Regions from separate parts of the Homo sapiens genome. Here all the other regions are linked to region 5. Evidence: chromatin contacts called from ENCODE Hi-C data. All regions are on one chromosome and are shown on one strand. Each heading gives the region's core, a stretch centred on a gene start or an enhancer-like site at or near the end of the contact. The rest is flanking DNA. Distances are from core to core; before and after follow the strand shown. Region 1 has its middle 67 kb from the start of LINC01814. Region 2 overlaps LINC00299 (long intergenic non-protein coding RNA 299). Region 3 has its middle 40 kb from the start of LINC01814. Region 4 has its middle 110 kb from the start of LINC01814. Region 5 has its middle 95 kb from the start of MBOAT2. Region 6 overlaps LOC105373418 (a long non-coding RNA gene).

Region 1 (4,747 bases), core at 2,063-4,562, 580 kb after region 5:
AGGCACACTTCACTGGGTGATTTTCTAAGAGCTCGTGGAGATCAAAGTGAATTAGGAGGAAGAAAAACTTGTGGAAAGGTTGGGGAAGCACTAGAACAGTGGGCTATTGCACAAACAGCAGTGTCTGGTATGAGGCTGGCATCATAGTTTCCAGGCTCTGTTCTGTTTGCTATCTCCAGCAAGCCTCCTTTTGCAGATGAGAAAACTGAGGTCGGGCAGCTTTGTGACTTTGGGGATGATGTTTTAGAGACCCCATGACAATGGTAGGGCTGGGATACAGACGCATGTGTCCCAGTGCTCTGGCCCCATGACGTGTGAACTCCACCCACCATCATAAAGGGCACTGTCTATTTGGAAGTCCCCCGGTCCCTAGCTGGGCTCCTGGGATGAAGAGGAGGATAGGGAGGGACATGGCGGGTGTAAGCTAGGGTCCTGTTCTGCCTGCTACCCTGGGCTGCAGGGAAATGCTGGTAAATGTTTAACAACTGACACCCTTCCCCACCAAAAATAAAAAGCCCCAAGTTATAGCATTTTCCCACGTCTGTGGTGTTAATTCTCTCCCATCCCGATTCTGAACTACCAATGAGAGACTGATAAGTGCACATCTGGAAAGAGATGCTCCCACTCAGCAATAATGATGCTGTGGGGTGGGCACCCTGATGTTGGTGTTCTGCTACTACACCTGTTGGCCAAACCCCCCAATGTTTGTGAGAGAGCTAGGGCAGAGTGGCTGATGGCTGGAGGATTACGGAGACTAAGGGGACACAGGCTGCTTGGTGAGGGGGCTGCCCCGAAGGCAGTGATGTCACTCTGAGGCAGGAGAGGGCTGAGGCTGCATGTGCTGACCGGTCCCCCGAGGAAGGGCTTTAGAGGCTATCCTGGCAAGGAGCGCTAACGACCTCCCACCCATTGCCAGGGACCTCAGTGACCTGTCCATTGTCACACAGCTAGCAGCCGCCGCATTCTGAGCCTCCAGGTTCCGAGCTTGTGAACCAGCTCTCGTTCGCTCAGAGGCCTCAAGGGCGGGATGCCTGGCAGCTCCCTTCCTACCATGGGCCAGAGGCGGAGAAACAGGTGCTGACTGGAGCTGGGAAATGACTCCTCCCTCGGCCCGGATGGAGTGCTTCCCACTCCCGCACCCCACTGGAATCCCACCCCCCTCCCTGAGACCCAGGAAGTTGCTGGAAGAAAGGAGGAGAGGACAGGATGTCCAGGCAGGTGCAGGGATGTCAGGGGATGCCCCTGGAGTGTTGCAATAGCCTCCTGGGAGTACTTTCTAAAAGCATGGCTGAGCCAGGCCGGCATGGGCTTGTGGGAGTAGGTGATTCCGGGTCTCCTGCCTCCAGGGCCTGTCATGAGGACTCCACAGAAAGTGACTCCACAACAGTGGGACTCAATGAGCACCTTTGGGAACTTATCCCCACCTCACCTTTAACATTAAAAAAAAAAATCACATCAAAACAGAGTGGCAAACTGGTAAAAAGTACAGATACTGGAGCCCCACTGCCTGCACCCAGGCTGCAGGAATTTCTAGCAGTGTGATACTCAGGACACTAGGCAACTTGCTTCTCTCCCCCACCTCAGTTTCCCCATCTGTAAGATGCTGATGATGGCGGCTGACAGTGCCCATCTTGTAAGGTTGCCACGAGGATCAAATAATTTTATATATATATATATATATATATATTTTTTTTTTTAGACCGAGTCTTGCTCTGTCACCCAGGCTGGAGTACTGGGGCATGATCTCAGCTCACTGCAACCTCCACTTCCCAGGTTCAGGTGATCCTCCTGCCTCAGCTCCCCCAAATAGCTGGGATTACAGGCATGTGCCACCACACACAGCTAATTTTTGTATTTTTGTAGAGATGGGGTTTCACCCTGTTGCCCAGGCTGGTCTCGAACTCCTGAGCTCAAGTGATCCACCTGCCTCGGCCTCCCAAGTGCTAGGATTATAGGACTGAGCTACCGCGCCTTGCGATTATAGATACTCTTAATCACACATGCTGGGAACAGTCCCTAGCAGGTGTGGAAATCAATAAATATAAGCTACTAGAGTATTATCTGTATTAAAGTGGGTGGTCTCTGAATACGGGTGCTCCTTCAAGCCTTTTGCGGGGTGGCTTGTTTGGAGGGAGGCTTTACTTGCCGTTCTGCCTCCCAGCCAAGCTGCTCCGTGTTGGACCTGTGCAGGCAACGAGGGGCTGAAATGGTGCTTAATGGCAGCATGGCGTGTCCTTTACTCCAGGCTGTACGCGGGCAGCTCCGAGATCTCCATTTCTGAGCCTCTTGCTCCACTGTAGACTTGGGAACTACTGCTTCTGCTCCCCCAGGTGCATCACCGTCTACGGGAGGAGGATGCTGAGGGGCAGTAGGACTTGGACCTGCCTTGGTGTGACTGGCCTTGGAATTCCAGATGTGCCACTTCCAAGCTCTGTGACACAGAGCAGGTTACTTCACCTCTCTGAGCCTTGGTCGTTATTGTTGATTGCTCAATGAGCATTTATTGAGCACCTCCTTTGTGTGGAGTTCTATTTTAGGTGTGAGAATTAATAGATTCACATAGCCACTAGTCACTGTTACTTAGACATGGCTCTGGGCCTGAGAGAACGTGAAATCTATTAGGGAAAAGATCACTAAATTGATGATGGTCAAGCGTGCACAAGAGTGGGAAAAGGTCCTGGAAGGCTCTCCAAAGGACGGGCTGCATTTCAGGGAGAGATGGGAAGCAGCCTGCGGGATCGGGGTACCCTGGAAGGGTGTGTGAGGGGTGGAGGGTGAAGGTGAGGAGGCAGGTGGCACAGCTGTAAAAATGACACAGTGTGAATGCGTGGGGCTCAGGGCAGGCACGCCAGCTCCCAAAGTGTAGGGCCATGCACTATGTTATGTGGTTTAAGCAGATAACTCATTTCATCCTCATAAATCCTCTGAACTAGTCACAGTATTTGTAACTCAATGTTACAAATTACAAGTAATGATAAACCACAGCCTGCCCGAAGGTCACAGAGCCAGGACATGCAGCATGGGCAGTAGGTGGGCTCCACTCTGAGCCCTAGGCTTCACCACAAGGCTCTGCTGCCTCCTACTGTGTCTTCCTTTCTTCCTGCCATGTTGGAGGAACTCAACTGGGAACCACTAGCCGCAGTCCTGAATGGGCCCTTTCTTCCCATGAGGACACCTGGCTGGAGGTTGGGGCCCAGAGGAAGTGGAGCGACAGCAGGTGTAGAATGGTTTCTGTTTGCTTCTCAGTTCTGAAGTGTTTCCTCTGATAACATTCACAGACAGCAGCTCTGCTGGACAGTTACTGCCCACCTGGAGGGCTTGAGGTGCTCTGTGTGGGGAGGTGGAGGAGGGGAAGGGGAGGAGGAGGAGGAGGGGAAAGGGAGGAGCAGGAGGAAGAGGAGGGGGAGAAGGAGGAAGACCTTGAGGAGGAGGAAGATAGGGAAGAGGAAGGGAGGAAGGAGAGGGAGGAGGGGGAGGAGGGGGAGGAGGGTGGATAAAGAGGAGCAGGAGGCAGCCATGCCCAGTGCCTGAGCAGGACCTGAGTGTGCTGTTCCTGAAGGTATTAGGAACCTCGAGCTTTCTACACCCCAGCTTCCTTTGGGTTGAGGTGTTCCTGAGACATTCACAGTGTCAAGGGCAGCCCTCCTTCGTGACGCAGGGGACGAGATACCATCGGAACAGGAGTATATTTAGAAGACAGGAAACCAGCCCTCCAGCTTGCCCTTGATTTTACAGCCAGCGTTTTAGCCTTGTGAGCACCCCCGGAATTGACTGAGGCTGCAGGGCACTGTGAGAGGCCCTGCAGCCACCCATGTGGCCTCTTCCCCTTTTCTCCTCTCTGCCTCTTGGCCTCTCTGCTGTCTCTCTTTCTGTTTCTATGCTGTGCTGGCTTTGCTGGGGTTGTCCCAAAGTGATGGGGGAGAAATGACATTTTACTTGGAACTGAGTCATTTTGCTGGATTTTTTCAGCTGCGTTCCTGATTAGTAAACCTGTTTCAAGAATGGGAAAATGCACGGGGCTATTTTTAAGTGTTCTCAGCACCAGTGTCCCTAATTCCTAGAACAGACATCAATTGCTTTTCTAGTCTCAAATGCAGATAAACATGCGGCAGCGACATGACCTTTAGCAAAGTAGACTTGCCTACCAACAGTTTGCTCATCTGTAAAATGGGGCTCACACACCCTACCTCATGGGCAGAGGAAGAAATGAGACAATGAGCACCTGACCCCCCACACAGTGCATATTGCCTATGGGTGTTTAATGTGCTGAAGGTTCCTCTGGTGGTTTTTTTCTGGATGAAACTGTGCCAAGACCAGCCCCAGGGGAACTGGTGAATCCCCTGGTGTGCTAAATACAGGTGTGTTTCTTAGTTTAAAATCCGCCTTTGGTCGGCTACTGGAGGAATCATACTGAAACTTGTACTTAAATCATCAGCTGGGAGAAAAGTTGGTAACTCCTGCTCAGTAAATAAACATTTGCCAAGCCCTCCCGTGCTAGCTCTGCACAGACAGATGGAGAGGGAAAGGGAGGTCACACAGCTCTGCCTGAGAGCCTCCATGAAGGGAAGGAGGTGAGCACAGAAATGAGGACCAGGCAGTGAGAATTGTGGGATGGGGATGGGGTGCCTGGCTCTACTAGGGGAGTTTGGAAATGGCTTATCTGCAGGTCTCATTATCCATGGTTGAAAGCTAGAGGACACTCCAAAATGCAGCAGTAGTGGAAAGACTGGGGCACCATACGCTGTGA
Region 2 (4,343 bases), core at 1-2,500, 800 kb after region 5:
ACCTTTTGGTGCTACCATGCTATGCATTGAGGGTCCAGGATGTGTAAGGCACTAGCACAGCACCTGAGATATTTTTGAGTGGTGGGGCAGAGAATGTGGTACAAAAAGATGAATGAGGCTGGATGCAGTGGCTCACGCCTGTAATCACAGTGCTTTGGGAGGCTGAGTGGGGAGTATTGCTTGAGGCCAGGAGTTTGAGACAGCACTGAGGGTCCAGGATGTGTAAGGCACTAGTACAGCACCTGAGATATTTCTGAGTGGTGGGACAGAGAATATGGTACAAAAAGATGAATGAGACTGGATGCAGTGGCTCACGCCTGTAATCACAGTGCTTTGGGAGGCTGAGGGGGGAGGATCGCTTGAGGCCAGGAGTTTGAGACCAGCCTGGTCAACACAGCAAGATTCTGTTTCTTACATTAAAAACAGCAACAACAACAACAACAACAACAACAACAAACAACCACCCATGAACAAGATCTAAGGAGTGCAGGGAAGGCAGTGGGTGCCTCTCAGCACACAGTGAGGCTGGTGCGCTGAGAGGTTTCCCCTCATTGGGATTTCTTTGTTCTCTTTGCTATTCCTCCCATTCAAGCAACCCTTTCTCTGCTCTTCCCTAGGTAAGGGGTGTGAGAGCAGAAAGACAAGCAGTCCTCTTTCGGCTGCAGTGACCATTGGGGTGCTCTGCCCAGGTCTCCCCGCTAGCTGCAGTGACAGTTGATGATGGCCATGGCAGAGCCCGCACTGGATGCCCCCTCCTGCTGCAGGGAATGGCCTCTTTTCAGGTCATATCCCCCAGGTTCTGAAACTGACCGAGGAAGGAACGCAAAGGCTCGGCCCTCTTGCCTCAACTTGGGACAACTCTGATGGGCCGTCCCAGCTCGAGAGCGCCACTTAGGATTGGCTGGGGGTGGCTCCAAGTGTAGCCTCGTTGCAGCCAGCTTCAGCTTCTGCAGCATCCTGCCTTTCTCACTTCTTTACAGGAGAATCTCCCGAGAACACCCTCTGATCAGCACTCTGCATGCAATTTCCATCTCAGACTCTGTTTCTAGGAAGACTTTCAGGCAGCTGACACTGGACGTGGTTGTGAGTTGCAGGCCCTAATGAAAAATTGGAGAGGAAGCAGGTGGCCGGCTGATGAAATGATAACCAGAAGGCCTGTGGGCTTGGGTGGCTGAGGCTGAGGCTACTGAGTGTTGAAGAGAGAGAGGCAGAGGCGCAGGATGACTCATCACTGGTTTCAGGCAAACTGTGAAAGCCAGAGCACTTCCTTGGCAGCATTTAAGAAAACCCCGATGATCTGCAGCTGGAAGGCAGGTTGGCTGGAGGACCAGTCTGAACCCTGAGTAGGTTAAGTTCTCAGTCCTTCAGACACAGGGCTCTAATGGGAAAGAGGTGAGACCCTTACACTTAGGGTGGGAGCCCTGGACAGTTGGGAACCCTGAACACTTACATGCCCCTGAGTCCCCTGGGCCTGCAGAAATGGCCTATTTCTCATGTCATGTAGAAGATTGTAGACTGCTTGAACCTGGGAGGCGGAGCTTGCAGTGAGCCCAGATTGCACCATTGCACTCCAGCCTGGGCAACAGAGCGAGACTCGGTCAAAAAAAAAAAAAAAAAAAAGCAAGACTTTCCTTTTCTGAAGATCATACAGAGGTCTCAAATGAGGTAGGTATCATACAAGACAATGCTTGACCCATCAGGATCTACCCTCATCTTTCCTGTTGGCAAAACCAAAGAATAACAAGAACCAAATCTCAGCACAGCCCGACTGGGGATGAGCTGGGCTGGCTTGGCCAAAAGGGGATATCAGGTGAAGGAGCTGTGGGGTCGAGCTAATATGTTGCAGAGGACCTGGGAATATATTCATGGGATTGGATCAAAGAGTGTAGATATAAAATCGAATAAGGTTGAGTTTATTGAGAGGGAGCAATCTAGGTGGTACAGGATTAAGCATCTTGGTCAAGATCCCTGGAGAGAATGCTAAGACTCAACTCAGATGTTGCTTAAAAGCCTAGAGAAAGCAGTGACCCACACTCAGGCAGATGGTGGAGAGAGGGACCAAATGGCTCAGAGAAGTGGCCATGCTGGAGTGGACATGCTAGCATCCATGGTGCTGACTATCTTCACGAGATGGCCTGGAGGACTTCCCATGTACAAAGGAATGCACTGGTGAGAGTGGCCCCAAAGTCACTGAGCTCAGGAATGGCTGTGCTCTATGTGCCAGAGCTGATGACAGATGATGAAATCACAGAACTGGCTCCTGGTAGCAACGGGGATGACAGGATCCTGGGATTACAAAGGCCAGGTGGTATGCTCACCATTGGATGCAAGGCAGAGGCCATGATCACAATGAGAGGCAAGATCAGTGGGGCACCCAGGGGGTTCCTGCCCTGCAGAGAGCTCTCAATAGGCTCATTGTTTTAGGAAGGAGATAGATGGGCACCCAACAAGGGCAATGCTTAATTTCTACAAGAAAGCACGTGTGGATTACCAGGAGGTACAAAAGTCAGGATCTTTTGCCTAGTTTCTTGAATGGAGCTAATTCTCAGCCCCAGAATCTGTTGACTGAAGGAGGAGCAGAGCTCTTCCCAGGAAGGATGGTACCATATTACAGCAGGTGCATTCAGCAATAATTCCCCCACTTCTCTCCTAAAGGTATCTAGGACATTTATTTAGGCAAATGCACACTGGGGAAAGACGAATGCCTTAGCTTTTCAAGGACTATTAAGCTAACATTGATATTTGGAGACCCAAGATGCTACCATAGCCCTCCTATTAGACTGGAGACCAGGAAGGCAGGTAATAAATGGAATCTTTTTTCAAGCCTAGCTCACATTCTTCATTTCCCTGGTTCTCTAGTATAATAGGAGTGAATGGCAGGTTCATTGGCAGAACCTGCACGTTGGCTCCTTGGCCTAGAATAAAAGATGTTGTAGTGGGGTAGGCCTCTTCCCCTACGAGATCGTAAACCACAGATATGACCACATCTTGCGTTGATGGCAGGAATGTCAGACATGAGTGTTACCCTCAAAGACTTAAAGGATGCAGGGGCTGTGGCCCTTGCCATAGCCTCATTTAATTCACCATGGTGGCTGCCCCTCACACAGACCTGGTGGGCCATGATGGGGGACAGTAAATATCCATACAGCGAGTCAAGTCATATCTCCACCTGCAGTGGCTGTGCCAAGCATGGAACTTTTGCTAGACAAGATTAAACGGAGTCTTTGGCCTCTCTAAGGAAGCTATTGACTTGGTGAACTGTTGTTTTTCATCCTTGAACAAAGGAGGATCAGAAGCAGTTCACATTGACCTGGAACAAACAAAGAATACTTTTATGGTCCCATTCCTGGTCCATGTGAACTCTCTCACTTTGTTGCTTAAAAAAATTCTTATTTATGGTTTATTTTGCATATTTGTTTCTAAAACAGACTCCTCATATAATAAATAAAATCATAATATTTTGATAATGGTAGAGACTAAATCATACAGTTTGTTGATTTTATATTTTTAAGTGCATCTTTAGTTTTTAAATGAGGCAAATTTCAGTTGTCTCTGAGGAGCTTAGAATTATCCAGTTATTTTTTAAGCATGCTAACTTTTGTTGTTTTTTAGTCTGAAGTCACCTGCCCTATCTGGACATTCCATAGACTACCACTTTTACCCACGACTTCGATGTGGCATGCTCATTGGACCAGATAAGCAAGCAGTGGCAAGTGGATTGGAGGTCTTGGTAAGCCACATGCATAGCGAGGCTGGGAGGTCAGCCCTGTGAAGACTTAGAGGCCTTCCACATTGGTGGAGTTTTTAGGGACTTAACAGGAGAGTCCCTCCAAAGTAAAGAGAGATTGCACTTCATACCTCCTCCCATTAAAGAGGTAGCACAGTGCTGAGGTGCCTCTTTAGCTTCTGGAGGAAGCATAGTTGGCCCTCGTGAACACATTTTGAACCCATTTTCTGGGTGGTGTGGAAGGCTGTCATCTTTGATTGGGACCCAGAAAGAAAAGCATTCTCAGTAGGTCCAGGTGATGATGGTGAAAGTAACCTTGTCATTTGTGCCATACGACCTGGACAACTGTATGGTACTCTGTGGCATTTATGGTGTGGTGTGGCAGAACTTGACGGCACTGCATGCACGTATGATACATCACAGAGGTATGGAAGGGACATCATGTGGAGCTCATGGCAAGCCCTGGGATAATCACTGCACTCCTGGCATTCTGGAGAAAGGCCATGCCATCAGCACCAAAGAATACATCATTTGAGAAGTGGCTCCTGGTGTGCTTCTCAGCCCTGATAGAGATGAAGCATTTCATCATGCGAGGTTGAGTAACCACATGGCTGGG
Region 3 (4,311 bases), core at 1,505-4,004, 560 kb after region 5:
AGCAGCAAGAGGCGACGCTCCAGACCCCGACTTTCAGAGTGATCACCTCTACATGTCAAAGTGCAGCATGGTTTAAAGGAAGATGAAGGGACGTATTAAAAAGGGAAGAAGGGGCCAAGGGCTCTCTCGGGCCTCAGGGACAACCCAGGCAGGGCTGTGGGCTTCCTTCACAGAGCACCTCCGGGTGCTCGGCTTTGCCCTAGAGAAGGTGGGGCTTTCCGTCCATTTTACAGATAAGGAAACTGAGGCACAGAAAGAGGAAGTGACCTGCCCCAGAACACACATCGGTGAGGGGCGGACTCCAGAGGCTCCAGGACTCACTCTTGTGTTCCTGTAGGGCCCGGGGAGAGAGAGAGATTGACTCAGAACCAAAAGTTGTTTCCGCCCCCTGTTAGGGAGCCACATTTCCCGACTTCCAGGATGAAGAAAGGCTTTTCCTGGACTGACTGAGAGGCTGACAGGGTGGTGGACGGCTGGTGTTCTGGCATCTCGGTTTCCCAGCCGGCTCCCATGCGGCAACCGGGAGGGTTCTGTGGCTTCATTGTCATCTTCATCATCGTGGCAGGGCCTGCTTGGGCCCGTATCTGCCACCTGCCTGGTCTAGGCCAGGCACGACGTGGGTGCTGAGGCGTCTCCTCTCCACCTCCTGGGCTTGGCCGCTGTGGCTGGTGTCTGGGCCCCTTGTCCCAACCTCCAGCCTGCAGTGCCCACTCCCACGTGAAAGACTGGCTCGTACATTTCCCCATTCAGCTGATGGTGAGTGCTGCGCTATTTTAAGCCCACATGGAAGTACTTTTTTTTTTTTTTTATAAGGACCATCTGCTACCGGCCCCAGCCCAGATGATACAGTTAGAGCCTACCCACAGCATCCTCCCCGCCTTCAGACAGTTCCAGGAACAGGGGTGAGTCACGCCCAGCTGAACTCCCGTCTAGCTCACCCGAGAGCTGGACCGGGCGCCAGCAGAGGGGGCTGCGCACGCTCCGTGGAGCAGGTGCACTCTGCCACCTCCGAGAGATGGGAAGGGGACCCTCACCCTCTGTCCCAGCTGTGCCCTGCTCCCTGTGAGGGACCAAGGCCTGGGTCACAAGTTCAATAGCAGATGCTGCTTCTTGTCACAGCAGCTTGTCCCACAGCAGGCCACACAGAAGCCACCCTGTTCTGGCTGCCCCTGGAAGCACCTTGGGTCTGCCTTGGTGCAGAGAGGGTGGGTCCCCCTTGCTGGGCTGCTTGGGATGGTGTCCTGGGTGGACATGCAGCTTGGGCCACTGGGAAGATGCGATTAAACACTGACCACCCCATTTTCTTTCTGGGTGAAGCATCAGGGCCCAGGCAAGCCTCCTCCACTGTGCTCACTCCCCCTCTCTCCTCTGACCCCTTCTCTCCTCTTCCCATCTCAGCACCTAGCGGCACGCTGTGAGCAGAGGTCGTCGGGGCAGAGACCCCAGTCAGACTTTGAATCTGGGCTCTGCCCCTCATAGGTGGATAGGTGGTGGAACCCAGGGCCAGGCCTATTTAATCCTGAGCCTCCCTTTGCACATCCGTAAAATGGGGATAGTCTTAGCTGCCTCCTAGGGTATGTGAACAGGAGTGGGATGATGCATGGAAGGATCCAGCATGCCACCTGGCTGATACTTTCTCCTCACTAGGGATTCTGAAGGGCCCGCCCTTGGCATTGGCTGAAACGCGGTGGGAGTATTGAAAACGCTGGACCTGTAACTCCACAGAGAAGCGCCTCCCCACCTCAACACCAGCACTGTTCTCAATGTGTGGTGGCCTCTCCCTGCCTGAGAGCTGGTCATTTTGGCTTCAGGGAGCCGGGTGAGGCAATGCACGGCCAGCAGGTCATTTGACCTCAACAGCGCAGGCTCTGCCGGCTGCGATTCCATCACCCCTGGACTAGCAGAACCACTGCCTTTGCAGGAGTCTCAAAGGCCTGGGCTTTTGGGGGTGCTTCTCCGCCACTCCTGACTGCTTCTTTCCCTTCGGGGGCCGTGGCTGGTGCCTGCTGCGGGGTCATTGCGTGACGCGAGCACCGCAGCATCTCAGGTGCACGCGCCCTTCGATGGCCCTGAGGTGCCCGGGAGCAGGCGAGGGCCGAGTCTTAACAGCTCCACTTCCTGTCCCCGAGTCTATCTGCCACTGCTCTGTAGAGTCCTACAGTTTATCTGTGGTCAGTTTTCTTACCCATTTCCTGCCAGCTGCTACTGGTTTTTTAGTCAGCTCTGACAGCTACGGTAATTGGGAAAGGACGCAGGCTGCTGGGGCCGGGTGATTCACCAGCTCTGGCCAACAGGGACAAGGAGCACAGACGGAGGCACCCCGTCGGTCCCCCAGGGCCTGGTCCCCCAGGCTTCAATGAGTGAGACACAGAAAAGACCCAGGGGCACACTCATTGTGAACCGAAAGCTGATCTCTGTGCACGCGCGCGTGCATGTGACATAAGGGAATTTTTTTTTTTTGAATGTGCCAGAGCCAATATAAATGGTTTCATGTTTTGAGAAGTCAGAACATAACTCCAGGCTGAGTGAGGCCCCTCTCCCGGGGAGCCCCATGTTTTCTCTGAGGTGTAACTGCGGTGAGTTGTCTGTGCCTCAGATTAGGATACTGGAGTCACACTTAACATTTTATTTCATGGCATTTCCAAAAACGAAGGGAAAACCCCCATTGCAGCAAATGACTCCTCCAAATAGAAAACTTTGTGTCTGTTTTGTAAATGCTGTGGAAGGGAGTTTTGGAGCTGCCTCACTGTCAGTCATCGCCCAGCCAGGTGCCTTTGGTTGCTGAGTGTTGCACTCAGGGGTGGGCTGCTGGCTGCCGAGCAGTGCCCCTCAGAGGCGGGGGCAGGACCAGCCACACAGCCTCACCTGTCTGGGCCTCTGGAGCCAGCGCCTCCGAGTTTTACCTGACTCTCCGGGTGGCCCTGTTGCCTACTCTAGTGTGAGAAGCACCTCTCTAGACTTTACTGGAAGCTAATATTAATTTTATTGATAGCCGTGGGTTATGGAGCATGAAAATGATCCTCCAATGCAGAATGAAATGACCCACTTCACACAGATTTACTGCCTTCCTCCCAGGCACCAGGATCTGTGCTGGGCACAGCAAGGGACCACCTGGCCTCGGGAGCTAAGGGCTCTGTCTCCAGGGGTCCCAGTCTGGAGAAGGTGGGTAAAGCAAACAAGGAAGCCTCCTAATAAGAAGTTCCCTAATCAGACATGGACTTTGCTGCCAGGAGCACCCAGTGGGGCCAGCCTGGGGCCCAGGGAGGTAAGCAGAAGGGGCTCACTGTAGTAGTAGGTGAGACACAAACAGTTTCATCCATGGGTAGGAAATAGATGAGGGGGAGGGAGAGAGTTAGGAGATGGTCATGGAGATTGCGGGTGCTAAGAATGGCCTTGGTGGGTTTGGGGTCATCCCTGCTCTGACACTGTACAGCACAGTCAGCTTGAACCAGTCCCTGACCTCTCTAAGGATCAGTTTTCTCATCCATGCAATGGGTTTAATGATAGTTCCTTTTGTGATTGTTGTGATACTTCAATGAGAGAATAATGCAAAGTGCTTAGTGCAGCCCTCACTAAGCTCAGTAAGGAGGGTGACTGCATCTGAGGGCAGTGGGAGCCACTGAGGGGGTTTCAGCCGGTGAGTGACGGGAGCAGATTTTTTTTTCTTGAATAATTCCTGGAAATGCTTTGATCATTTAGGCCAGCAGAGGCTCTTGGTTGAGCATGAGACGCATGAACCATTAAGATTGCAGGATATAATCATGTGCAAATTTTAGACAATACCTGAAATCCTAAAATGCATTTCCTTTTTCCCATCGCCATAGTTTTGGATCCTAAAATCAACCAAAAGCAGAATCTGACCACTTTCCAAAGCAATGGTCCTTTAGATTGAGAACAAAATCGTGGAACAGCGCTTCATTTTTCCCGTCTCAAGAAGTCACAAGGCCCAGAATGCAAGAAAATCATGGCTTTTCGATGACCAGGCCTTGTTGGAATGGCTGAGAAGCTCCTCAGCCCCGACCAGGTGCAGTGACTGCATTCGGCTCTCACGGAGCAGGTCTGAGTGGAGCCAGGATTTGCTCTGTTCAAAGATAAAAACCACTGGAGAGGGAAGCAGCAGATCACAGGGAGCGATCTCAATCCTATAGGGGCCTGCTCCGGGGTGTTTTGCACGAGGCTCCATGTTAAATAAGCCTCCATTCGAGCGCAGCCTCAGGACGGCCATCCTTCATTCCTCTCAGTCACACACCTTCCACTTCAGGATGGCCATCCTTCATTCCTCCCAGTCATGCACCTTCCACTGCCTGGTTC
Region 4 (4,268 bases), core at 1,479-3,978, 620 kb after region 5:
TTGGACAAACGATTTTCCCGCTTTATATTTGGTTTGTATATGTCAAAGGCTGCAAGTAACAGCATATCTGACTGCTTGACTCTATGGCTTTTAAGTAATGAGGAGTTTATTTTTCCTCATGTAACAGGAAGACTGGAGGTCAGTGGTTACTGGTGCTGGTTCATAAACTCGGTGATATTAGCACTAACCTTCTGCAGTTTTCTTAGAATTCTTCTCTTGTTTGCAATATGGCTGTTGGAGCTGCAGTGGTCACGTCTGGGGCAGAATGAAGATGTTTGGGGCAGGAGAGACATTTTGAACCTCATCTGTCTCATTTTACCAAGAATCCAAAGTTTTCTAGACACTGGCCCCAAAGCAGTCTCTGGCCTTGGTGTCATGTCAGAACTGAGTGACAGCCCACCCCTAACTTCAGGGCAGGCTGGGCAGTGAGGAGTGAAATTATCAAGACTGGCTTAGACAGAGGATCAGGACCCATCGCCTGGGGCTGCTGGACCCATGGCTTTTCTGAACCCAAATGGGCTTCTTCCAGTAAGATACGACAGAGGAGTGGACACTGAGTAAGCAACAAAGAGTGTATATCACGAGCTGCCAAGGGGCTGAGGGGAGAGGAATGGTTTACATAAATAAGGCAGGTGGGATTTTTGAACCTCTCCTGGAAGTTTAAGGAGGGAGGTTTGGGGCCTGGAATACTTTTGATAAAAATAAAGCCAGAGCAAAGTGAAAACCACAGCAGAGCTCCCATCTGAGCTGGTGCTGGTGTCCAGAGCTGAATCCCACAGTCTCTGCTGCCAGCCTGTGTTCTACTGCTGAGCCAGGTCCTCTAACGTGATAGGGTTGTCATTGAGTCTCTCCAGAACAGGCTGGCGAGCGTGGTAGATTATCTCTCCAGTCAACTAGACCACTGATAAGAGGGCTCGACTTCCCTGTCGGAGCTCGTAAGGCAGGCGTGGCATTTCCCTTGCTTTCCTCTGGCCTCCCTTCATGCTTCCTTTGCTTTCCTTGCCTGCCTGGGCCATGGGGACAGCTCTGTTCACGTCTCCTCCTCTCCAGACATGTGCCTCTAGCGCAGTGCAATCCGATAAAAATGGAACGTGAGCCACGTAGGTCACTTCAAACTATCTAGCAGCCACGTTTTAAAAAGGAAAAGAAATGCATGGAAATAAAAATGATTTTAGTTAATCCATATATTAAAATATAATTTTAACATAGATTCAATAAGATTCAATAGAAACATGATTAAGATATTTTACACTTTTTTCATAAGAAGATTTTGAAGCCTGGTGTGTATTTTACACTTTACGTATTTCAATTCATATTAGTCAAATTTTGAGCAATCAATAGACACATGTGGCTAGTGGCACCATCGTGGAGGGTACTGGAGAGTACACGTGTAGAAGACAGATACCATGATATTCATCTCTTTATCTCCAGGACCTGACCAACAGTGGACCCTTCATAAGTACTTAATGAATAAATATGAACACGCTGCTAGAAACGGGCCTTTTTCAAACATAGGTATTGGCTGGGGGTGGAGGTGGGGGCAGAACAGAAAACCCTGGAACACTGTACTTGGTAATACAGAGCATGGACTTACATTCTCACACCTTGGGTAGGGCTGCATCAGCAGCTGACCCAGATACCTTGGAATTCCTTAGCTTCTTTCTGTCTCTGTTTCCTCATCTGTAAAAAGAGATAGCGACACCTGTCTTGCAAGATGCTGGGAAGATTAAATGAATAGGCGTACACCAAGTGCTAAGTACCCGACATGCCCATAAGCACTGAAGAAGCAGTAGCCACAGTTACTTTAAACCAGAGATTCTGTCAGTCATATGGACAACTCATACTTTAGTAGCAGCAGGATGGTTTGGCCAGGGCTTTCGTGCTGGTCCTGAAGTTGGCTGTGTCCCAGTGGTAGGACTCTTGTGGTATAGATTTTCTCATTTTGGGAGCACTCTTGACAAGGGGTCACGAAGCAATTTGTGGTGTTTGTCTTTTTGGCTGTAGCTGTGGAAAGTCATGTGCCAACCCTGGGGCTTAGGGTTTAGTCAGCAAGGGCACGTGTGGAATGAGGGGGGCCCTACTCTGGGAGCCCATAGTACCCCCCAAGCCTGAGGGCTCAGCTTCCCGTGGGAGCCTGGGCTGACTTAGGGCAGCCAGGCCCCTTCAGAGCAGGGTGAAGACCTGGACCCCGCTGCCTGCTGTCTGTGCCCCCTCGGCCATCCTCGTATGCTCCGCCCCTCTACCCTGTCCTTTGGACGCCCCCTGACTTTTTCCCCTAAATTGACTGAATTGAAATTTACTTGTTTGAAACAATAGAAACCACGTGTTTCCTGATCATACCTAGCTTTGAAAACAGAAAGTGGGCAAAACAAGCCAGGCGCATAGTGGCATTGAGAAAGGCAAAGGCTAACTTCATTAAAAAGCTTCTTTGTGGTATCAGGCAGGAAGTGAAACAGCTTTAAATGGCAAACATTTCTCAATCATTTAATGCACCAGTAAGCTTGGCATTCTTTCTCCTTTGTCCCCTTAAAGAAAAAGAGAGCCCAGATATAACTCAGATGAGGAGGGGGAGGGCCCGATCCTGTGTGTTGGAGGAGTTCCCTGGAGCATTGGTCCTCACCCCCATGAAGCTTCACGGGAGGACCAATGTCAGACGTGGGTGCAGAGGACAGTGCAGTTTCTCTTGTGTGGCTGAGCCTGGGCCACCCCGGATGGATCGCTGACTTCTTGTTGGTGCCACTCACCAGCTAGTTCTCTCAAATCTGTTACCATCAGAAGCCCGGTAAATGGCAAACTTTCCTTGTTAACATGTAGGTCCATTTCCTGGGGATAGTGAAACCCCAGTCCCCACAGGTAGCATTGACCTCTGTTGCCAAATGCCATTATCCTGGTGTCCACTGCATGTTAGGCTCTTTCCACAGAAACCAAAAACACAGACAAGTGTGATAGGCTGAATCCTTTCTTGAAGAAAAAAATTGCACGTACATATTGAATAGCAAACCAATCAAAATGAAAAGGAAAACCAGAAGATGGATGCCACTGATACACGCTTGCTTAGTTGCACTTTTTAAGATTCATTTATAGATGTCAAATAGGATATGAACACATGGAGGTGTGCAGTAAATACTCCTTAATTGATGAAAAGGCAGACATATATGTGAAGATTTTTAGGGAAATACTTTTTTGGGGAAATAGCAGCCAGTTTAAGTTGGTAACATAAATGGTGCCAGATGAAATCATATTGACTGAGACCAAAGTCCAGCCAATATGAAATCGCTCTCAAATGTAATGACTTTAGCATAAAAATTCTGAGTGGTTTCCCACATCTCGTTAACCTTTGTACTGCTCTGCAGCCGTAGGGGCCAGGCATTCTCATAGGGCACTAAGGAAGTGAGAGGTGTGCCTTAAGGTGTGGCTGTAACTCACATTTCTTTTTTTTTTTTTTTTTTTTTTTTGAGACGGAGTCTCGCTCTGTTGCCCAGGCCGGACTGCGGACTGCAGTGGCGCAATCTCGGCTCACTGCAAGCTCCGCTTCCCGGGTTCACGCCATTCTCCTGCCTCAGCCTCCCGAGTAGCTGGGACTACAGGCGCCCGCCACCGCGCCCGGCTAATTTTTTGTATTTTTAGTAGAGACGGGGTTTCACCTTGTTAGCCAGGATGGTCTCGATCTCCTGACCTCATGATCCACCCGCCTCGGCCTCCCAAAGTGCTGGGATTACAGGCTGTAACTCACATTTCTGGACTTCCATTATCATCCTGTCTAATCCTATCATCACCCTGCTGCATCTGGCAAAATCCCCCTGTTCTTGAGCCTCCAAGTGGGTGAATTGGCTCCCATATCACCTCATTCCTGCTGTTGGCACAGGGCTAGTCCACGGTGTCGCAACTGTTTGTTTAGTGTCTGTCTTTCCCATACAAGCTCCTCCAGGGCACAGATCCAGAATTATACACCCCAACATCCCAGTAACTCCCACAGTGTCTGGTAGGTAATAGTTTAATAAAAGCTGGTTGAATGAAAGAGCAGGTACATTCTTTGGTGTTCAGAGTTATTAATTCCGTTTGTTGTTGGTGTTTTCTTGTGGTAGATTTCGAGTCTTGCTTCTCATAGTTATTTTTTTTTCCTAAGATATGTAATGAAGGCAGACTTCTCACCTTGCAAAAGGTTAGTCCCATTTCTAAAGCAATTTTATGGGCTCCTTTGAGAGTCTGGAAATGTCTCCTATATCTCTCGGGAGAATCCTAGGTGAGGGGTTGGCAAATGTAGCTGC
Region 5 (4,823 bases), core at 387-2,886:
GAAGGGCAAGCCTTTCTCGCCTCCTCCCAGGCGAGGGGTTGGAGAATCAGAATGCAAGAGTGGTGCTTGCATGCTCAGGTTCTAGAGAAAACAGGCTGCGCAGCCCATTCCCCAGGCTGCGTGCCTCAGGGACGTCCCAAATCCCAAAGAAGCTTGGAGGCTCCAACCCTTAGAAGTCATGGCTTCTAGGAGAAGAAATGTTATGATATGCCCAAGTGGACTGAGCCTTTGTCCACCTCCCACCGCGCAGGAGCTGCTGAATCACGCTCCTGGGTCCGAGAGTAACACTGAGAATAACTGAGAGGACAGCGACCAGGGGAGGGCCTTGTGGACAAACTGTGTGGATGCTTGGCTGCAGGTCAGGCGGGACAGCGGAAGTTTCTGTTAATAACACAAGTTGAAACTAGCATGTGAAGATGACGGTGAAGATGAGACGTCCCCTTTCCCAAAGCTCAGAACTATGTAATGCTTGCCACCATCACCCTGCCCCTGGAACTTACCTAGAACCCCAGAGAAAAGAAGACAGGGGAACTCCAATATGACTGAGATTAGTAGTGAATGCCCCAGGAGAGGGAGCTAGTAATATAGAAAAATAAAGTCATATTTTTTGCATAGTTATTTTTATTATTATTTTTTTTGAGACAGGGTCTCATTCTGTTGCCCAGGCTGGAGTGCAGAGGCATGATCATGGCTTACTGCAACCTTGACCTCCTAGGCTCAAGTGATCCTCCCATCTCAGCCTCCCTAGTAGCTGGGACCACAGGTGTGCACCACCATGTCCAGCTAATTTTTTTATTTTTAGTAGAGATGGGGTCTCACTATGTTGTCCAGGCTGGTCTCCAAGTCCTAAGCTCAAGTGATTCTCCCACCTCCCAAAGTGTTGGGATTACAGGCGTAAGCCACCACACCTGGCATGCATATTCATGTTTGATTTCTGAGAGTTGCACCACTTCACAAAATTTTCTTAGCTATAGTTTCAAATCATGTAATCTACAGAGAGGGTCTCTGCAAGGTCCTAAAAGTGCTCTTAGAATGCACACAATTAATTTTAAATGGAAGCCTGAATGCTACATGAAGCGTTTTCAGAGTTAAGAAAGAGGTGTTTCCATTAAGTATGTTTGCCATCTAAAAGTCTTGGTAATGACCTTCTGTATTTCTTTGTGATACTTGCTTCAACCTAACACAATGGTTTTATAATCTAGGACTTTGAGGACTGTGTATTATTACCCTAGATTTTCTTAATTAATGGAAGTATCTTGGAACATTTGCTTCCTCTATAGGAACATCCTTTCTTTTCCTATCCCAAGCCTCTCCCAGGAACCATTGCTGAACTTGTCTTCCCTAGGGAGGGCTAATGACAGAAGATGCCTGCTGGCTGCCCACCGCAATGCCTGGGCCAGTTTCCAGCTGCCGAAGACCCTTCTTCAGCATATTATGTTGGTTGATGTCAATGTCAGGGGAACGGGGCATGTGACAGGAGAACGGTGTAGGGGCAGCCCTGGATCAACCATTAGAGAATCTTGCAAAGATCAAAAACAAACACACAAAAGGAGCCGAATCATTTAAAAGTCTTAGTCACACAAACGAAACCAACCCACAGCAAAGCAACCAAGCCGAACACCAAGGTCAGGAGCACGGCTTGTTGGTTAAAGCAGCTGCAAGTGTGGCTGTCTGTGCTCTGCCTGTGGAGAAGTCACCCACCCACTCTGAATCTGTGTTCTCCCCTTCAAAATGGACACGAATCACATCCTCCTCCTAGTGTGATTACAAGGGTTAAATGAGGAAAGCACTTTGTGTCTAGAATTACTTAAGGGAGGAAGACATTTTGTGTCTAAAACTACTTAAGGATGTAAGGAGAATACCAAGAGCCAGACCAGATTTGTTTTCTGTGATTTTAGGGGTGTTAAGCCCCTTCCCTTCAGGTGTCAGTTAACCCTTTAGAAGTCCCTCTGGGGGGGAGATATTTTGGGGGTAGCCATTCCAACTGCTTTGGAAAATCTGGTCTTCAAGTGTTTCATTTATATGGAAAAGGGGATCTTATTTCTAAATATCTTCAAGCTTCTGGCTTTTGTTCTCATCCATTCATTCAACACACATTCTCTCACCGGTCTGGGACCACGGAGCCTCCATTTGTTAAACTATCCCTGTCCCAGACTCTGAAACCCACTGAGTCCTCAACAAGAGGTGTATAGGGAGGCCCAGGCCAGCCCTGCTCAGTGTCAGCGCCCTTGAAGGGCCAGAGATCTGGCCCACGCTCCAGTCCAGGAGGCCAGCACTGCCCACGCCGGTCGGGAGGTGACTACATACAAATTCTGACCGGCAACATCACGAAGCACAAAGTGGGGACGCCAGGGTCAGCTTTAGAGCCCTCGGCTGTGCTTGGGGCCAGAGCCAAGAAAGCAAAGGACCTACTGCTGGGTGTGGGGAGGAGAGGGAAGGTGCCTGCACTGAGCACAGACCCCCTGGTCAGCTGCAGGTGTGCCATGTGGGAGAGGGTCAGCCTCGCCCAGACACAGAGGTTTGGGGCCCACCCTCAGTGGGGAGTCTTGCAACTGATCCTCCTTTGACCTTGACACTGTACTTCTCCAAGAACTGGCTTGTGATGGTCCTACTGCTCCCCCAAAGGGCTGCCTGTTCGGTCCCTGGGTCCCTCTTTTCCCTGTGCCTTTCCTGATACTGGTGTATGTGCCCAGAAACCTGTCAGCTACCATCGGCCTTATCCCTGTTTGGACAAATTCCCAGGATCCTGGTTTTGTTCTGACTAATGAGACTTATGTCTTGCCCCCTGTGGACAGATTTCCAGGCTTCAGATCCTCTGGTGAGTCCCTGCCTCCTGGACCCACCATCAGGGTTGTCCTGGGCTCACAGTTCCACCATCCCACCGCCCCACGTTTGTGGTTTATTCCTCGCACGCCCCGTTAGTCCCGTGCACAGAGCTCACTGCTCTTGCCCTTTATAACTCTGAACACAACTGTGTATCTGTGCTTATTATTCAGGTCTTTCCTACTAAACCGTCCACTTCCTGAGAACAAGGGCTAATGTCAATTCTCTTTTCTCTACTGTTGATTTCTTAGTGCCTAGTACAAAGAACATTTGTTGAATGAGTGAATGGATAATCATGAGTAAATTAATGTACATCCACCCTTATTTTCTAAAAAGTAATGGTAGGCAGCTTCCTTGCACATCTATTATTTTCCTTGATTGTTGGACAACCAAGGGTTAGAATCCTTTAAAGATGAGAGAATAGAGGCCCAGAGTGTTCATGATTCCACAGGCATAAGGCTACAAGGCATGGACTAGCCATTGTAACCCCTGCAGGCAAGTCTTGGGGGTGGGCAGACACACACACACACACACAAATACACACATCACATATACATATACACATATATATACACATACACACAAATACACACATCACATATACATATACACATATATACACATACACGCAAATACACATACACACACAAATACATCACATACATACACATACATATACACATACACAAATACATAGATATACAGACACACACACACGCACGTGTGCACGTGGAGAGGATGGAATGGGCTGGGCACGCATGCAGGCCACTGTACTATAAATAGTGGCAGTCATGACCCTCCCCACAGCTCTGGGAGATGCTTGTGGAGCAGGGAGCATTGAGCTTGACATTCTTGACATTTCGGTGTCCACAAACCATGGTGACCACGTAATCACAGTCGCAACACAGTCCCCGGGGGCTGCTGGACAGGCTGAAGTCTTGTTGGGGAAGTTTCTGGGCACTTGGAGAAGGGGCCCTGCCAGTCCCACAGCCTCCCTGGGGGCTTCCAGGCTCCCCCTGCCTCCCTGCCACCCAGTCCCCACTGAGTCTGCCAGGCCTTCCCTCCGACTGATCACCAAAAGGCCGTTTTCCATATCTGCGTCTCACGCAGCTGTGCAGGTAGAATACCAACAAGAACCCCGCTCCTTCAGGGATAATGGGAAAGTTCATGTGGCTTAAGTCGCTCTCCCTGGCCTGCTCGCCCTCCGAGAAGAGGGCGTGGGTGGTCTTTAGCTCCTGGCACTCCGGCTCCGCTGAGCCCCTGCCCCCACCCCTGCTGGCACAGCTGGCCCTGCAGCAGCCCCTGCCACTGCGCCCCCACCCTCCCGCTCCACACCCGGCTTCTGAGCCTGCTCAGAGCCCTCGGCTTTGGTGTCTGTTGCCACCCTCCCCGCCCTTGACCTGAAGACCCTCTCAGTCAGAGTAGCAGGGTCATCCTTGGGGAGGCAGTGGGAGGTCATCTCCGTGTGCCTGTCCTGGCCCAAGTGTCACCTGCTTGGGCACTTTCTGGGCATATCAGAGCCGCCTCAGCACGTTCAGCAGCCCGGGCTGAGTGACGGGTCCCTTGCCTGTGGTGTTTGGTGGCATCTCTGATGACATCTCATAGCGCCCTTGTTGTCTGTGAGGAGTGAGAAGCCAGCTCCTGGGGGGAGCCAAGGGATCTGGGGGAGCCGGCCTGACCGGCCTGCCTGGACCATTCCCTTCCCACAGCCCTGTGGCTGTGCGGGGGCCCCCTGGGGCAGGCCACTGAGCGGAACTCCAGGAGGGAGCGATGGCTCTGATGGGACCCCAGATGGAGGAGACCACTGTGGGGCCGGGTATGTGTCTGCCTGTGCCACCAAGGGAAAACCCTGCCTCTCTGCGGGCCGCAGCTGATTCCTCAGTGTGGAGAGGCCCTGGCCCAGACACCTCTCTGATCCCCTCCCTTGGCGATGTTAACCTGATTTGCTCTGTTCCCACAAGGCGAGTCTCCCAGGAAATGGGGGAGACCAGCAGTGTGTC
Region 6 (4,359 bases), core at 300-2,799, 560 kb before region 5:
GAACCAAGCTTCAGAGAGGACAGACACCAGAGGAGCTCTGGGGACTTAGGGGACAGAAGCCATAGCATAGGCTCCAGTCATGTTCAGCCTTTTTGTCACCCCACTCAAATCCAGATACCGGGGAAGAGACTTCTAGAGGGACCATCAGAAGCATGCTTGGTGGCAGATGTGCTACCCCTCAATAAGAAAGGTGTTTTGTTTATTTGGTTTTTGTTTTGAGATGGAGTCTTGCTCTGTCTTCTAGGCTCACTGCAACCTCTGCCTCCCAGGCTCAAGTGATTTTCGTGCCTCAGCACCCCAAGTAGCTGGGACTACAGGCGTGCACCACCACACGCAGCTAATTTTTGTATTTTTAGCAGAGATGGGGTTTCGCCATGTTGGCCAGGATGGTCTCAAACTCCCGACCTCAAGTCTATCCGCCGATCTCGACCTCCTGAAGTGCTGGGATTACAGGCGTGAGCCACCGTGCGCAGCCAATAAGAAAGTTTTTAAAAAGGGAAGTCATTATCCACTCCTCTCAGTCAGATGCATTGGCTTCTGGCTGTCTGGGTTGTCTAGAAGCAGATTCCGTGCAGGCTGAGCACAGCAGGGAAAGGGCTCCGTTAGATGGGGGTTGAGTCTTTGTTTCACACTGACTCATCCCTGCATCCTGAGGCTGTTGACTGTGTAGACTCAGCCCTGGCATAGGTGAACTGGGGTCAGGCCTGTGGTTCTCACTTGTAAATCTGAGATAATCTATAAATGGTTTTCTCTCTGGTTTTCTTTCCCAGTAGAAGCGGTTCTTTTGTTTTGTTTCTTGTTCTTTGTTTTGTTTTTTTTGTTTTTTTTTGGAGACAGAGTCTCACACTGTCACCCAGGCTGGAGTGCAATGGTGCAATCTCGGCCCACTGCAACCTCCGCCTCCGGGTTCAAGCGATTCTCCTGCCTCAGCCTCCTGAGTAGATGGGACTATAAGCGCACGCCACCACGACCAGCTAATTTTTTATATTTTTAGCAGAGACAGTATTTCACTATGTTGGCCAGGCTGGTCTCGAACTCCTGACTTCATGATCTGCCCACCTCAGCCTCCTAAAGTGCTGGGATTACAGGCATGAGCCACCACACCCAGCCTAGTAGAAGCAGTTCTTACAGAAAAGTTTCTATTTGCAAGAGAGGTGACTCAAAACTTGATAATTGATTTTGTTTTGCTGTAAATGTCTTTAAACATTTTTAAAAACCCTCTAGAACTTTGGAGGGGGAGGCTTCCCTGCCTGGGGCTGCAGACTGTGGTGGGGGCTGCCAGTCACATCAGTGGGGGCTGGGCACACCCAGGACCCTCCAAGGGCTCATTTCTTACCCCAGGGTCAGGGTAAGCATCTTTGGTGACCACAGTCAAGGTGGGCTGGAGCCATAGGTTCTATTTTATTCTGAAACATGCCTGTGAAGTGCACCCGGCCTGGGGAGTTGGAATTACTCATGCCCAGTCAGTCAGCTACTGAAGATAAAAATCAGAACAAAAACTAAAGATGCTTGGGGTTGTGGCGTGGTTGAATAGCTAAGTCACACTTCATCTTCTTCCACTCTCAGCTCAAAGATCGAAGGAAGACCAGAGTCTGACAGTCATCGAGTCTGACGCACTCCCACTGCAGCAAAAGTTTGAATTCCCCTCTCCAGCATTCTGGCCACCGAGTGGTCCCTGCTGTCCTTGAGGGTCTTTGGTGACAAGGAACTCACCTTCCAGGGAAGCCTCTTCCACCCTGGGACAATTCAGATTATGAAAGGACACTCAGATACAGAGCTGAAACTCTCTACCTAATTGTTCCTTTTGGGTTTCACAGAAAAAAAGAAAAAAAAATTTTTTTTTGAGACAGGGTCTGGCTCTGTCACCCAGGCTGGAGTGCAGTGGCATGCTGTCAGCTCACTGCAACCTCCGCCTCTCTGGCTCAAGCAATTCTCGGGCCTCAGCCTCCCAAGCTGGGACTACAGGCACACCCCACCCCACCCAGCTGATTTGTTGTATTTTCAGTAGAGATGGGGTTTCGCCATGTTGGCCAGCCTGGTCTCGAACTCCTGGCCTCAAGTTGATCTGCCCACCTCAGCCTCCCAAAGTTCTGGGATTACAGTTGTGAGCCACCATGCCTGGCTGGGAAAAAATTTTTTTTGTTCTTCTTTCAATGGACAGTTCTTCGAATATCTGATAACAGTTTTCAGAGTCTCCTCCAAGCTATAGCCTCAGTCCTTCAGGTAACCCCTGTGACGTGTCTCGAACCTCCCCAGCAGCCCTAGTGGCTCCCTCTGCATGCAGTCCAGGCTGTCCCCATCTCTCTTAAAGCCTGTGAGCACAAAAGTCCAGTTTTCCGGGTAAGCAGCCTGTGGCTGCTAATACTGCATGGTGCTTGGCATCACGTAGGCAGCCATAGCACTGTGGAAGAAAGGAGAGAAGTGGAGTAGAGAAGACAGGAGGGAGAGTGGGAAAGAAAGGGAAGATGAAAGAAAAGGAAGGAGGGAGGGTAGATGGCTTTCAGCCAACATCTGCATGTCACTTCTAGCAGAGTTGCTGCTGTTGCCGTCTCCCCTGCCTGGGCTGGGCTGGACTGGGCTGTCCCAGACCCTGTCCCCAGATGCCCCCACAAACTTGCTGCTATTCAAAAGGCTGGCTCTCATGGAGTCCTCAGCATACCTGCTCCTGCTCCTTCTCCTGGAGAACTGGGCCCTGGAGAGAGCACAGCACACAGAGGCAGCTAGGAAAGCTGACAGCCTCCCCGCCCCATTCAGCACCGTACCCCAGTACTTAGAGCTGGGGCCCCAGGAGGGATGCAGAGGTCCAAGTTTGGGCTCCAGAAGCTGCTGGCCCAAGGCAGTCAGTGGCTGCTCTGGTTCCAGTTGTGTACACACTTCAGAACTCACCCCCAAGCTTCCACAGCACTTTCTAGGGCCAAGAGAAAACAGACAGGAAGATGTAGTGGAATGATGACCAGGTGCATTTTCACTAACAGGACACTTTCGTACTCATGATCTCATTCAGTCTCACTGGGACCTTTATCTTCTCATTTCACGTATATATAAGCAAAGGATCAGAGAGGCTTGCCCAAGGTTAATCTCAGTATCATTCAGAGAACTATAGTTCTATAGAGTCACACACACACAACGCAATCTCTATCTCACATCATTCTCTCCTCTCCCCAGTCCTAGTACATAGATGTTGTTCTTACTTTCAGAGATAGAAACTGACGACCAGAGATTTAGGTTAGCGGCCCAAGGTCACACAGCTAGTGACTATCTCAGAATAAAACTCCTGGTTGTTCAGGCTAACATCCATGCTGTGTCCACTTGATTTATATGGGAGGTTTCCTCCCATACAAATAAAACACCCCATTGAGATAACAATACGAATAATCTGTATGAAAAGTCTGTTCTGTTCTGTTCTTACGCTAACTCCTTAGTCTGTAGAAACAAAGCAGTTCACAGACACCCAATAGAAGCAATGAAAGCATCTCCCATTGTCTTTTCCACCACGTGCTCCTAAGAGGAAAACTGATGGGCCAACAAAGATTGGCCCCAAGCACGGAATCTCCATGAAAGAACAATGCTTTTTTAAAAAGGCATCATAAGCAGAATACAAAATTATAGGTTCACTGTGTTACCACGGAGGAGGATGAAATGCATATGGAAATAGACAAAGGCTGGAAGGGAAATGCAAACATTCAATCAGTCCAATGGCAAAGGGATGGTTTATTTTTCTTTCTTAAAAATGTATTTAATGACTTTATCATATTTGTGCAATAACAAAAAAGACTCTCATATAATGCACAAATATTCATAATCTGAAATACAGAAGACCTCCAAGCAGTGGTATAAACCTAAGCTGCAGCTGCCGGAGTCCCTGGGATATTGCTGCTTGGTTGACCATGTTCGACCTTGACCAGTTCCGTTAACAGTCACCATAGAGATGGAGAAGAGAGAGAGGCGGAGCAGTCTTTCCACCATGCAGTCTGGCTGACTGCTTGTTACTATAACATTTTGAATACAGACTGTTCCCTACATCTCTGTTTTTGTAGAGCCTTGTCTTCAAGTCAGAGTTCATTAAATTCTGCTGACTTCCCAGAGCACCTACTATGTGCTGGGCCCCAGATATACAAGAATAGTAGGCTAGGTCCCTACCTAGTGACAGCTCATAGCAGGCTCAGTTCTTGGTGGTTTTTGGAGCCTGTGGAGGGTGAAGCATCATACGCTCCCAAACTGCTTCAAAACTTAAAAATAATAGAACCCATAATGTACCCTCTAAGTCTCCAAATCTTGCTAAGTAATTGCTAACCTTGCTAAGTAATTGCTAAGGCTTTTTCTTTTCTTTTCTTTTCCTTCTTTTTTTTTTGGCTCACT

The links. A loop is a pair of places that touch in the nucleus more often than their neighbours do. Pooled maps may share reads with other maps.
Region 1: a pooled map shows a loop between it and region 5 (6-fold over the local background). The contact joins two enhancer-like sites. A Hi-C loop is called at or near these places in 4 of 37 single-sample maps with no recorded cell type and 4 of 50 pooled maps.
Region 2: a map with no recorded cell type shows a loop between it and region 5 (5-fold over the local background). The contact joins two enhancer-like sites. A Hi-C loop is called at or near these places in 7 of 37 single-sample maps with no recorded cell type and 5 of 50 pooled maps.
Region 3: a loop to region 5 is called in a map with no recorded cell type, with 17 times the contacts of the local background. The contact joins two enhancer-like sites. A Hi-C loop is called at or near these places in 5 of 37 single-sample maps with no recorded cell type and 2 of 50 pooled maps.
Region 4: a map with no recorded cell type shows a loop between it and region 5 (7-fold over the local background). The contact joins two enhancer-like sites. A Hi-C loop is called at or near these places in 4 of 37 single-sample maps with no recorded cell type and 3 of 50 pooled maps.
Region 6: a loop to region 5 is called in a map with no recorded cell type, with 10 times the contacts of the local background. The contact joins two enhancer-like sites. A Hi-C loop is called at or near these places in 4 of 37 single-sample maps with no recorded cell type and 2 of 50 pooled maps.

What each region holds. Positions count from the first base shown.
Region 1 is chr2:8,514,561-8,519,307 of GRCh38, reverse strand. No RefSeq gene overlaps it. Among named protein-coding and RNA genes, the nearest start is that of LINC01814, 67 kb to the left of the region's middle. RefSeq lists enhancers at 3,851-3,900, 4,101-4,210. Within about 2 kb of position 3,312, at least 14 of the 41 ENCODE cell types and tissues checked have a DNase peak (open chromatin) inside an H3K27ac peak, as active enhancers do.
Region 2 is chr2:8,299,063-8,303,405 of GRCh38, reverse strand. It overlaps LINC00299 (long intergenic non-protein coding RNA 299), which reads left to right. Exons shown (of 9, transcript NR_034135.1): 3 at 3,613-3,730. Among named protein-coding and RNA genes, the nearest start is that of LINC00299, 27 kb to the left of the region's middle. RefSeq lists enhancers at 1,015-1,074, 2,180-2,736. Within about 2 kb of position 1,250, at least 17 of the 41 ENCODE cell types and tissues checked have a DNase peak (open chromatin) inside an H3K27ac peak, as active enhancers do.
Region 3 is chr2:8,541,739-8,546,049 of GRCh38, reverse strand. No RefSeq gene overlaps it. Among named protein-coding and RNA genes, the nearest start is that of LINC01814, 40 kb to the left of the region's middle. RefSeq lists enhancers at 1,597-1,656, 1,319-1,825, 1,826-2,332, 2,307-2,596, 2,607-2,656 and 3 more and a silencer at 797-1,091. Within about 2 kb of position 2,754, at least 27 of the 41 ENCODE cell types and tissues checked have a DNase peak (open chromatin) inside an H3K27ac peak, as active enhancers do.
Region 4 is chr2:8,476,136-8,480,403 of GRCh38, reverse strand. No RefSeq gene overlaps it. Among named protein-coding and RNA genes, the nearest start is that of LINC01814, 110 kb to the left of the region's middle. Within about 2 kb of position 2,728, at least 12 of the 41 ENCODE cell types and tissues checked have a DNase peak (open chromatin) inside an H3K27ac peak, as active enhancers do.
Region 5 is chr2:9,096,269-9,101,091 of GRCh38, reverse strand. No RefSeq gene overlaps it. Among named protein-coding and RNA genes, the nearest start is that of MBOAT2, 95 kb to the right of the region's middle. Within about 2 kb of position 1,636, at least 2 of the 41 ENCODE cell types and tissues checked have a DNase peak (open chromatin) inside an H3K27ac peak, as active enhancers do.
Region 6 is chr2:9,652,806-9,657,164 of GRCh38, reverse strand. The region is part of intron 3 of LOC105373418 (a long non-coding RNA gene); the gene reads right to left. Among named protein-coding and RNA genes, the nearest start is that of YWHAQ, 24 kb to the right of the region's middle. RefSeq lists enhancers at 207-376, 334-835, 887-986, 1,617-1,856, 2,180-2,289. Within about 2 kb of position 1,549, at least 6 of the 41 ENCODE cell types and tissues checked have a DNase peak (open chromatin) inside an H3K27ac peak, as active enhancers do.